Regions from separate parts of the Homo sapiens genome. Here region 1 is linked to region 2. Evidence: chromatin loops called from intact Hi-C (ENCODE). Cell type or tissue: Caco-2. All regions are shown on one strand. Each heading gives the region's core, and the rest is flanking DNA. Links, peaks and the distances in the headings are about the cores only. Region 1 has its middle 180 kb from the start of LINC01228. Region 2 has its middle 71 kb from the start of LINC01228.

Region 1 (2,812 bases), core at 248-2,747, 110 kb before region 2:
TCAAGGCCAGGGTCTTTCCTGGTCCTAGGATGAGATTAGTCCTGTTAGATGTGCTCTGACTATACCATGAACTTTCCCTATGTCTTAGACTGCTTTCTGTTGCTTATAACAGAATATCTGAAGCTGGGTAATTTATAAAGAAAGGGAAATAATTTCTCACAGTTATGGGAGCTGAGAACTTCCAGGTGGAAGGGCTGCATCTAGTGAGAGCCTTCTTGCTAGTGGGACTCTCTGCAGAGTCCTGAGATGGTGCAGGGTTTCACATGGTGAAGGAACTGAGTGTGCTAGCTCAGGTCTCTGTTGCTCTTCTTATAAAGCCACCAGTCCCAATCCCATGATAATCCATAAATCCATTAACCTATTAATTCATGAATGAATCAGTCTAGTCATGAGGGCCAAGCCCTAATGACCCAATAATCATCTCTTAAAGGCCTCACCTTTCCATACTGCCATATTGGGGATTAAGTTTTCAACATATGAAATTGGAGAGACACATTCAAACCACAGCACTCTCTCATAATATTCTTATGTTGTATCATGATGGCTTGTATAATGTCTTTTATCCCCAGTAGACAATAAGACATATAAGGACAGAGGTTGTGTTGACTTATTTACTGTTGGATCCCAGCAACACACACATAGTAGAAACTTCAAATAAAACATTTGTTAAAAACCGAATAGCTAAAGTTTGGTATTTTTTGCAGCATCAAAAGAAAGATTTTGTTCACCATTGAATCCTCAGCTGCTAGTACAAAACCTGGAAGCAGAGGAGGATTTAGTTAGGGTTATTTGAATGTAAGCAACAGAAATGAACTCTGATGAACTTTGCATATAATAGGGGGTGTGTTGAAAGGTATTGGGTACCTCACAGATTATAGGGAAGGGTCAGGCCCACCGAGACTTGGGTAATAGCCAAAAATTAAAAAGCAGTCTCTTTAGCACAAAAACACTGGATGCAATTCAGCTGCAATTGCCTTTTAGAGCTGGTTCTACTTGAGGTTTAAATTTCCGAAAGTAAAAGTGGGATTGGCCTAAGTTTTAGCAGCAGAAGGCGAATGGACACGGGCTAAATTAGCAAACAGAGGTCCAGAATGTTGAGAAAGGAGGTAATGTTGAGACTTTTTTCACCCCCTCCCCAACTGGGTAGACTCCTGCATCATTGCTCAGAAGTGTTGGAAGCCATCTACCCCATCACCCTTCCTGTTCCCAGATATTTTAGAGAATTGGAAAAGTGTCTGCGTCACACTGGGAAGGCCACAGAACAAAGTAAGTCTTTTCTGGCCCGAACCTCGCATGGCATATGTGGAAAACCCAAGCTCTGCTGGAATCCTGTTACACTATACGAAGAGCCAGAGCCTAAATTATGGGTACTCTGAGGACAGAATTTCAGACTTTGCTCTGGCTTTTGTCAGCTTAAGGCTCTTAAGGTAGTTTACACAAAGATTTGTATGTCTGAATTTTTCCCTGGCAGGTTCTCAGTATAACCTAGATAAAACAAACCCCAAATATTTGTGGTTAGCAACAATAAAGAATTTTCAAGTTGCCTGACATCTCCTATCCATGTAGATCACCACCTAGGATCAATATTCAGCTCTGAGACAAAGGTAGAGAGAAGGATGGTGGGAAATTTTTCCACGATTTGAGCACGATCCAAATTTAAAATTATTTTCTAACACCTTCTCTTCTCTCTCTCTCTGTCACACACACACACACACACACAACCCACACATACTTTTTTTTTTTTTTTTTAACCTCCAAAGGGCTCTTTCAGAGCTATGCAAAATAAATGCTGATATTTCACTTGAATGCCCAATCACCAAACAAAGTATCACCCAAAGAACTATTGTTTGCCAGCATTGCAGAACAGGGGAGGAGCATCTGAAAGTGAGCTTTTTCACAGTCTTTCCTTTAAAATCTCCTGATCCTGGGTTATACCCTTTGCTTCCATGACAATCTCCTCTCAGATTCCAAAGTTAAGCAGAAGGACTATTCCACGGTGGTAAACAGAAGACAGTTTACATAAAAAAATATAGATTTCCTTTAAGCACTTTGCTTAAGCCTTTAGTAAGTTGTATTTACATTATTATTGTTTATGTTCCCAGAAGTGGGCGGGAGGATGGCCTTCTTGCTGTTTATGTGGTTTCATGATTCACACTTGATGAGGCAGCTATCACCTAGGGCGGGGACGAGGAGAGGGGCCGAGACAGGGAAGTACAAAAGAGATGAGAGCTCGCTTGCTTGTGGGATCCACGGCCCTCACGTAACAGTGTAGCCAAGACCCGGGGGTTTCTGAGTCAGTCTTTCAAATTCCCAGACATGTTTATCAGTTTTGAGTTTCAAAACTGGCCCACCCAGAATAAAACCCTTTTGCACCTGATGTGTTTTACGTGGCCTGTGCTTCGGGGAATTCTCTTGACATAGAAGTTTCTTTCCCAGCTGTCAGCTTGACAGTGCACTCAGTTAAAGCTACTTGTCTCCAGGGTCCTGAGCATGTCTCGCAGGATCTGCTTCTCCGGCCCTGTCGTGGCACGCATCCAGATGTCTTCCCTTGGATGGCGTTGGTGGGGAAGGGAAGTCCAATGGCCAGGGCCAGAAGTTTTCTGGCCTTAAATTTCAGTGGGCAATCTCTGTGAGCCGTGTCCTGTTGTGTGTCCAGCTCAGGGCCACATTATATATTAATATTTCTGAGCCAGGTTTTGAAGACTGGATGAGACAAAATAATAAGAAACGCATGTTCTCTTTTGAGAGGCATTGGGACAGAATAGAAAACAGCCTGCATTTTGGAGACATTCAGATCTTTTTTGTTTGTTCC
Region 2 (2,812 bases), core at 75-2,574:
CCGCAGTATCCATTTCCTTCTACGCAATTGTCATCCAGTTGTTCTAAACTGTTAACGGGTCCCTCTAAACTCTTCATGCCTTTCAGACTTTGGTGCCTTTATAAAAACTCTGCCAGTGAGGCTGTTCTCCTTTTCCTACCCAGATAATTCTTATTCACCCTTCAAGCCTCAATGCAGCTGACTTCTCCTGCTGGGCTAGAGGAGCATCCTCTGTGTTGTCATGGTGGAGCTGGAGGGTGCTGGGTTTGCTGGGTGCGTATCAGGTCACAGGATTCACATATGTTAATTGTCTCCAGCATTTTGCGTACACTAACCCATGTATTCTTTATCACTACTCTGTAGTAATATTATAAACCCATTTTATAGATTAGGAAACTGAGTCTAGAGAGCTGAAGGAACTTGCCCAAGGTTGCAAAGCCGGTAAAAGGCAGAGCTAGGATTTGGCCCTTAGCAGCCCAGCTGTGGTGTGAAGAGTATGAACTCTGTAGACAGCCAGAAGGGGATTGCAATTCCACCAGATTCTCACCAGCTGTATGACCTTAGGCTACTCAACTTCTCTACTTTAGGTGCCACATTTTAAAAATGGGATTATAAAGAGTATCTATTAATGCATGAAGAGGTCATAGTGGTGATGATGGTTAAAAATGTAATGTATCCTAAGCACCTGACATGGAGGAGTCCCTCAGCTAAGACCTCACAACAATAATGTTATTACTATTAACAGTAATTAGTATTCTCCCTTCACAGCCCTAATGACACTAGACCTATTCATCTGCTGCCTCCCCACACAGTACAGGAACCATGTTGTTTTAACCTCTTACACAGTGGCTAATACAGAGCGTAGCAGATATTTGGAATTCTGTAACTGTTTAAGAATAAATGGTTGTTGCTAATCTAACATACTTAGCACACCAGGCATGTCTTGAGCGTTCCATTTATATTAATAATAATATTATTATTATCATTCACTCGGATGGTTTAATGTAGATACATCTCTGATGGGAAAAAGTGGGACTTTCCACTTTTGTCATATTTGATAAAGGGCAGTCACACCTTCTAGTTGATTCAGAAGAAATACTGTGAAGTTTGCCACTGTATCCACTAAAGAGCAACAGCATGGCTCATCCTTGTGTCACACAATTAATTAAGCTGTCTTATTTTGTTGTTGAAGATGGTGGTAGAGGCTGTGAAAATGTCAAATGGGGTAAAAGCCAAAACGGTCCAATCATTTACCCTGCAATGAGAATCACTAACCACAGGGCCAGGGTCAATATTAGAGCAAGTTACATATCAATTGGGAGTCATCAGGGCCAGGGTCAATATTAGGGCAAGTTACATATCAATTGGGAGTTATTAGTGTCTATCCTTCCTAGTGCTGGGAGAGCAGATTGGTCCTCAGCCCACTCATACGAGTGGGGAGCCAGTGGCATGGACTCTGACCGTGAAAAACAAGACGCTAGAAGGATTTATGCTCCCAGAGCTTAAAGGTCAAACCACGATGTGGTTACAGTGTCTGTGCTTTCCAGATATGCTGTCCACAGGGATGAACAAAGTCCAGCTTGCAGGAAGGCCTGCGTTCAAATAACAACCGCGGCTTCAGGCACTCTTCCTGGTCTTCCAGCAGGGCTCTGGGAAATGGCAGAGCAAAGCACTGAGGGGCCCAGCAGGGCTGGTGGAATCAAGGGGAAGGTTGTCACTCCCAGCACTAACTCCAATAGCTACTCTTTGCAGAACACACACTGTGTGCTGGACACTGTATGGAGGGCTTTTATAAGTGACATCACTTAACCCTCACAGATGCCCCCAGAAGGGGTATGGGTGGGTTATTTCTATAATTATGCAAATAAAGAAGCTGGAAAGTTAGAGTGAACAAGCTGAGCAACGTGTGGGCTGCAGAGCTTTCCACCCTCATGCTGCCTGCCTCTGAGCTCAACTGTTGGATGGATATAGGCAGCTGCTTACTTCAAACTCATCCTCTCCTTTCTCTGCTCAGACTGATTTTGTCCAGAACAGCAATGTGCTCACTGCCCTGGGAAATGCTCACTCTCCCAGAACCCTTTGCAGCTAGGGTCACAATGGCACAGGATTGTCGGTGAAGTTTAAGGGAAACCCTGTTGGGAGAGGGTGTGTGCTGTTAGGGACACACTCACTTTCCTCAAAGAAGTGGGACAGGTTCAGCCCATCTGTTCCTTCTCCTTTGCCTGCCTGGGATGCAGTCGTTAAGCATGGAGTGGCAGAAACCCTTTGTTCAGAGGCAGGCTCTGTTGCCCAGGCTGGAGTACAGTGGTACAATCCTAGCTCACTGCAGCCTTGAACTCCTAGGCTCAAGTGATCCTCCCACCTGAGCTTTCCCAGTAGCTGGGACTACAGGGGCTTGTTACCATACTGGGACAATTTTTTAATTTTTTAATTTTTTGTAGAGACAGGGTCTCTTTATGTTGCCCAGGCTGGTCCTGAACTCCTGGCCTCAAGTGATCCTCCCACCCTCGCTGGAATTACAGGTGTGAGCCACCACACCCAGCCGCAGAAGCCTTCTCGCGCCTGTTACGGAAAGGCAAGAAAACTTTAGAGACTTCAGAGACCTCAGAACTGAGATCCTGGGGTGGTTGAAGGGAGGCATGCCACCAGGCCTTAAGGTTTTTATTGCTACAGCAAAACCAGCCACCAGCTAAGCAGGCAGCCCATTCGCGTCCCAAGCTGTGTCCTGCTCTTTAAGTGGGCTCAGGGTGTATCTTGCAAGCTACATCCCAAGGCGTTCTAGTCAATGTCTTTGGGGAGGAGGAAAAAATAAGAAATAAAGCAAATATAAAAT

What was found. A loop is a pair of places that touch in the nucleus more often than their neighbours do. Peaks named below come from ENCODE experiments on the same cell type or tissue, not always from the same donor. Only the 100,000 strongest peaks of a DNase experiment are listed, where the experiment ranks them.
Region 1: it touches region 2 in a loop (10-fold over the local background); 1 of 110 quality-filtered maps calls a loop at or near these places.

The regions. Positions count from the first base shown.
Region 1 is chr16:80,006,049-80,008,860 of GRCh38, reverse strand. No RefSeq gene overlaps it. Among named protein-coding and RNA genes, the nearest start is that of LINC01228, 180 kb to the right of the region's middle. In Caco-2, for the core only: no CTCF peak of the experiment used is centred there; no DNase peak of the experiment used is centred there.
Region 2 is chr16:79,896,476-79,899,287 of GRCh38, reverse strand. No RefSeq gene overlaps it. Among named protein-coding and RNA genes, the nearest start is that of LINC01228, 71 kb to the right of the region's middle. RefSeq lists a cis regulatory region at 1,478-1,491 and an enhancer at 1,412-1,556. In Caco-2, for the core only: no CTCF peak of the experiment used is centred there; a DNase peak (open chromatin) is centred at 1,527.